Regions from separate parts of the Homo sapiens genome. Here region 1 is linked to region 2. A link is an interaction called in ENCODE POLR2A ChIA-PET data of the cell type or tissue named here. Cell type or tissue: Panc1. All regions are shown on one strand. Each heading gives the region's core, and the rest is flanking DNA. Links, peaks and the distances in the headings are about the cores only.

Region 1 (2,903 bases), core at 138-2,637, 350 kb after region 2:
TGAGGAAGGTTAAAGAAGAGGGCGGGTGGGCTGGGCGCAGTGGCTCACGTCTTTGAGCGGTGGCTCACTTTGGGAGGCCGAGGCGGGTGGATCACAAGGTCAGGAAATCGAGACCATCCTGGCTAACATGATGAAACCCCGTCTCTACTAAAAAAAATACAAAAAATTAGTCGGGCTTTGTGGTGGGTGCCTGTAGTCCCAGCTACTCGGGAGGTTCAGGCAGGTGAATGGCGTGAACCCGGGAGGCGGAGCTTGCAGTGAGCCGAGATCCCGCCACTGCACTCCAGCCTGGGCGACAGAGCGAGACTGCCTCAAATAAAAAAAAAGGCGGGGGGCGGGGGGGCTGGGCGCGGTGGCTCACGCCTGTAATCCCAGCACTTTGGGAGGCCGAGGCGGGCGGATCACGAGGTCAGGAGATTGTGTCCATCCTGGCCAACTTGGTCAAACCCCGTCTCCACTAAAAATACAAAAAAATTAGCCGGGCATGGTGGCGGGCGCCTGTAGTCCCAGCTACTCTACTCGGGAGGCTGAGGCAGGATAATGGCGTCAACCCGGGAGGCGGAGCTTGCAGTGAGCCGAGATCGCGCCACCACACTCCAGCCTGGCGACGGAGTGAGACTCCGTCTCCGAAAAAAAAAAAAAACAAAAAACAAACAAAAAAACGGGGCTTGGGCGCGGTGCCTCACGCCTGTAATCCCAGCACTTTGGGAGGCTGAGGCGGGCGGATCACGAGGACAGGAGATTGAGACCATCTTGGCTAACACGGTGAAACCCCACCTCTACTAAAAATACAAAAAAATTGGCCGGGCGTGGTAGTGGGCGCCTGTGGTCCCAGCTACTCGGGAGGCTGAGGCAGGAGAATGGCGTGAACCCGGGAGGCGGAGCTTGCAGTGAGCAGAGATCACTGCCACTGCACTCCAGCTTGGGCGACAGAGCGAGACTCGGTCTCAAGAAAAAAAAAAAAAAGAAGGCAGGTGGATGGCATGTCAGGATTACTGGGCCTCTCTTCTCTGGGTACAGGGAAGTACACTGGGGTTTCCATGAAAAAGCAGAGTCTGGCTGGGCACAGTGGCTCACACCTATATTCCCAGCACTCTGGGAGACCAAGGTGGGTGGATCACAAGGTCAGGAGTTCAAGACCAGCCTGGCCAATATGGTGAAACCTCATCCCTGCTAAAAATACAAAAATTAGTTGGGTGTGGTGGCGGGCTCCTGTAATCCCAGCTACTCGGGAGGCTAAGGCAGGAGAATCGCTTGAAGAGCGATCCCAGCTACTTGGGAGGCGGAGGCTGCAGTGAGCCGAGATGGTGCCACTGCAACCCAGCCTGAGTGACAGAGACAGAGCGAGACTCTGTCTCGGGAAAAAAAAAAAAAAAAAAAAAAAAAAAAAGCTGAGTCTACATCCCTAAAATAACCCCTGCAGCACCGTCCTCAGAATGCCTCAGGTGCACTGGTGGTAAAGGGGCCAGGCTGCTTCAGTGGCCATCATAAACAGAGCCAACTCCACTTCAGGCTTCAAAATCCCAGGGCATTGTCCAACCTTGCTTGATTCTCTGTAAGCGGCAGGCAAAGGTTTTGGTAACGTGCCCTCATCAGACTTGTGAGTCCCCTTGGCCTGCTCTCTCTGATCTGGCTCACAAGTTAAACAATCTGCTGCTAGTCAAGGTAAACAGAAGAAGGTGGACTTGGCATGGTAACTGACTTGCTATCTTTCCAGAGAGGTGGTGCTTCCGGAAAGCAAGGGCAGTAAAAGGGAATTCTGTTAGACTCAAGCCAATTCGGTGTTTCCTTTATGCTGGGCAAGATGCCATCAGATAGCCACTGGAGTAATTCTCAAATACTGTTATAAAAGACCCGTTCTTTGGTAAAGATCAGACCCACTCCTTCCTTTCCAATTTTAACACCCCAGGGGTTTGCCCATGTTCTGGCTAACCCACTGTGATGCTATGAGATCTCACAAGAGGCCTTCTGTTTCCTGCCACGGCATCTGACTGCATAAAGCATGGTCCACCAGGTGTGCTAAGCTGATCCTGCTTCTCATCACATCATTAGTTCACAAGTGATCCATGAAGCAATCACAGATTACAGCTCTCTGATATCATCTTATCAGCTACTCTAAAAGGCATTACCTACCATTATGCCAACACCCAGGACCCATGTCTTTGATTTCTGTCACTAACTCACTGCTCTCTTAAAATCCTCCTGAGGCTCCCCTCAGCCCACTCACACCCAATATGGCACTTTGGTGCCAACTCTAGCTGGCCAGGGAACACCCTGCCTACCACTCCACCTCCCTAGAATACTTAAGTTCAAGACCAGCCTGGACAACATGGCGAGACCCCCATTTCTACAAAAAATAAAAATAAATAAAAAGAGGACAGGATAGAAAACATCAAGTGCATCAAACACAACATTGTGAAAGTTTAATTTTAGTTATATGAGCCTGCACACCAGATCATGAGTAAAATGCATTTCTTTTTTGTTGTTGCTAAGTGATGCAGGTCTTGCTATGTCACTCAGGCTGGCCTCACTCCTGGGCCCAAGGGATCCTCTGGCCTCAGCCTTCCAAGTAGCTGGGATTACAGGCACATACTGCTGCACCAGCTTAAAATGCATTTCCTAAAAGGGATTATAATCAAAAAGCATTTCAAAGCTACTAGTCTCCACCAGGGCTCCTTGAACTTTAATGAGCTTAGGAATCAGCTGGAGAGCTTGTTTGAAAAATTCACATCTTTAGACCTCACTCTCAAATACTCTAATTCCCTCATTCTGAGTCATGGTCCAGAAATCTTTTTTTTTTCTTTTGAGACAGGGTTTGACTCCTGTTGCCCAGGCTGGAGTGCAGTGGCAAGATCTCAGCTCACTGCAACCTCTGCCTCCCAGGCTCAAGCGATTCTCCTGCC
Region 2 (2,903 bases), core at 87-2,586:
CCGAGAGAGAACACTTGGCTGCCCCCTCACCTGCCCCTCCCCAGAAGAGAGCCAGGCTGAGGGCACAGGCCTCATCAGGGACATACCGTCTGTTTGTCGGCAGCTCTCTCTGTTCCGCTGTCCGGGAGTTAGCCCTCGGCTCTCCGCATCCCACGGCCCCTCCACTTCCTTTAGCCACAGCTCCTGAAACCAGAGAAGGGAAGAAAGTGGAAACCAGGTGTCAGCCGCCTGTCTGTCAGTGCTACAGGCCTGCTGCCCAGTCTGGGACCTGGAAGGCCCCCCAGGGAGAACCACGGCAGGAAGGCCATGAAACAGAGGGCCTGAGGGGAAAGCGGCTGGAGGCAGATGACTGGAAGCACTGGGTTCCTGCCTTTCTCCATGACAGTACTGTCACAGGCCCAGATGAGATACATGTGTCTGTGTGTTCATGGTCTCAGCACATTGCCCAATTCTGGAATAGGTCCGGTTCCGTCCTGTCCCTACTCCACATCGGTCCTCATCTCCCAAGCCTCTCAGAGTTTGGAAACAACTAAGAGATTTGGGGAACATGGGTTACAAATGAGAACACCAGGAAAAAGCCTCACAGAGATCCAAGAAGATAGAGAAAATGATGGAAAGAGAGCACCTAGCATTTCCAGAAGGAGGCCCAAGGCTATTTGGTGTATAATGATGGTCACCGGCCTTTGCAATGAGGAGGCATAGGGCTAGGAGAAGAAATCTGAAAAGGGAGCAACACAGAGCAGTAGCTCTCAACCAGGCAACTCTGTCCACCCTCCTTCCCCAGGGACGTCTGGCGCCCACTCTCCTTCCCCAGGGACGTCTGGCAAGTGTCTGGAGACATTTTTGGTTGTCGAAACCTGGAGGGAAGGAGTGCCACTGGCACCTAGTGGGTAGAAGCCGGGGATGCTTTGGTCATCCCACAACCATAGGGCAACTCCCACCACAAATGATTCCCAATAGAAAATATCCAGAGTGCCAAGGCTGAGGAACACTCGTGAAGAAAACCCCAGTCGGGGGAGTTGGAGACACCTGGGCTCCAGGCTCAGCACTGACACTGTGGGGCCCTGTGTAATGCCCTTCCTCACTGGATAGCTCAGTTCCTTATCTACACAGAGGTGGCTGGACTGAGTGACCTGTGAGAGCCCCTCCGGCCTCCTGAGGTTCAGAGATGGGTGCACACCCCTCCCTGGCCCCCACCTGTAATTAGCTGGGTTGCAGCACGGGGGCAGCAGCCACCAGTGATCAGGCAGTAACCTCAGGTGGCCTTCTGGGCAGAAAAAACAATCTCTTCCCGCCCCCATCAACCTAAACAGAGCTGGAGGTTGAGGGAAGCCTTGCGGGCTAAAGCATGTGTTCCCACTGTCGGGACATGCCCTGGCCATGACTCCTGTCACATTCCAACAGGGCCCGGGGCAGGGAGAATGGTGAGAGGGTAGGGAGGGTGGGGAAGCAGGAGTGGTCTCCCTCCTCTGTCTGGACAGCCTGGGCCCTGGTTTGGGGTTCGGTGGGGAGCTGAGGTGCGGCAGCACAGGCACGGCCGCCAGCCTCCTCCCCCTGACAGGAGGCAGAACGTGTCCCCACAGGGCACATGCAACATGCTGTGTCGGCTGACTCCCTGCACAGGAATCCGGGTGGGCGGGCCTGAAAGGACGGCACATTCCCGGGGTGTGGGGAGCAAACAAGTTACCCCAACAGGTTCCTTGGGGCTGCCCCTCCAGAGGAGCCCGGGGTGGGTGCTCCTATGGCCTGAGGGAGAGGCCTAGAAAGTCCTAAACCCACCTGGGTATGTGGATTCTGATACTCAGAGGGTAAATGTGTGGGGTGCGTGAGTTGGAAAACAGGGTATGGCCAGAGATGGAAGAGTGAGAGATGCGAGCAGTCAAGAGCTTCTACAAAGTAAAGGGGCAGCTCAGAGAGTTGGTCTCTGCCTTTCCCCTTCTCTACAGAGGGTCCAGGTCCCAGCTCCCTTCCCCCATGTGCTCCCCAGTCATCTCAGGAAGCCCTTTCTCTCTGCAGGCCCCTTTGTGTGCCCCTCCTCTATTCCTCTGTACTCCCTTGTCCCTATTCCTGGCAAGGCCTGTGCTGTCCTCTTGGTACCGAAACACCTGCATGAACGGCAGGCAGGCAGGGAGGACACAAACGCACTTGGGTGTCCAGCAATCCTGTAGGGAAGGCTGCTTCACTCCACACCCTGCAGCCCTGGCTCTAGTTGCCACACATCCTCTAGCTCCTCCTGCCTCACCCTGACCTCAAGCCCCACTCCCTGGCCCTACAGCATGTATTTATCCCCAGGGCTTCCATGGCCAGAGGCGATCTGGCTTGCTAGGCAAGGAGTATCCTGAGAAGGTAGCTGGCAGTGGGACAGGCAGTAAATGCAGACAGACTCTCTGGGGATGGGGGTGGTTGTGATGGGAGGTTATTCTCTCTGCCAGAGCCTATTCTTTCCACGCATGTCAGAGTTACAGGTATGGGAAACCACTCCCAACTAAGGAAGCAGAAGGCAATGCCCACTGGGAAGACAATCCACCAGGGGGCCCATGGTGTTCCTCAACACCAGGCTGCGAGGGAGATGTGTACCAACCACTTCCTGCCCTGTGTCCATAAACACAGGGTGTGCCCAACACCCAGGCCCTAGCTCCAACTTCTGAAATCTGCTGAGTGCCCCAGATCCAGCCCATTAGGGGCCCACAGTTCCAGCAATGAACAGGAATACAACGGGCCTGGCAGCCCACAGTCCTTGACTGGAGGCAAGGAAGGTGTGCAGGGAAAGTCCGGACAGACCCAAGGAGGACAGTGATGCATGGTGCAGTGGATAACAAAGAGAGAAGCATCGGGACACTTGGCCTGCAAGCTGGGAGAAGGTAAAGGGGTGAGGCAGATGGCATCAGAGTGGTCCCTCCAGG

Evidence for each region. ChIA-PET counts read pairs that join two places held together with the same protein. Peaks named below come from ENCODE experiments on the same cell type or tissue, not always from the same donor. Only the 100,000 strongest peaks of a DNase experiment are listed, where the experiment ranks them.
Region 1: POLR2A ChIA-PET joins it to region 2 with 10 read pairs; 4 of 35 experiments call an interaction of 5 or more read pairs at or near these places.

Annotation. Positions count from the first base shown.
Region 1 is chr6:43,149,275-43,152,177 of GRCh38, reverse strand. All of the region lies in intron 17 of PTK7 (protein tyrosine kinase 7 (inactive)), which reads right to left. Among named protein-coding and RNA genes, the nearest start is that of SRF, 21 kb to the left of the region's middle. In Panc1, for the core only: no CTCF peak of the experiment used is centred there; no DNase peak of the experiment used is centred there; H3K4me3 peaks cover 717 bases; H3K27ac peaks cover 382 bases.
Region 2 is chr6:43,495,161-43,498,063 of GRCh38, reverse strand. It overlaps TJAP1 (tight junction associated protein 1), which reads right to left. Exons shown (of 11, transcript NM_001350562.2): 3 at 87-183. Among named protein-coding and RNA genes, the nearest start is that of LRRC73, 14 kb to the left of the region's middle. RefSeq lists a silencer at 1,186-1,235. In Panc1, for the core only: CTCF peaks have their summits at 1,012 and 1,222; no DNase peak of the experiment used is centred there.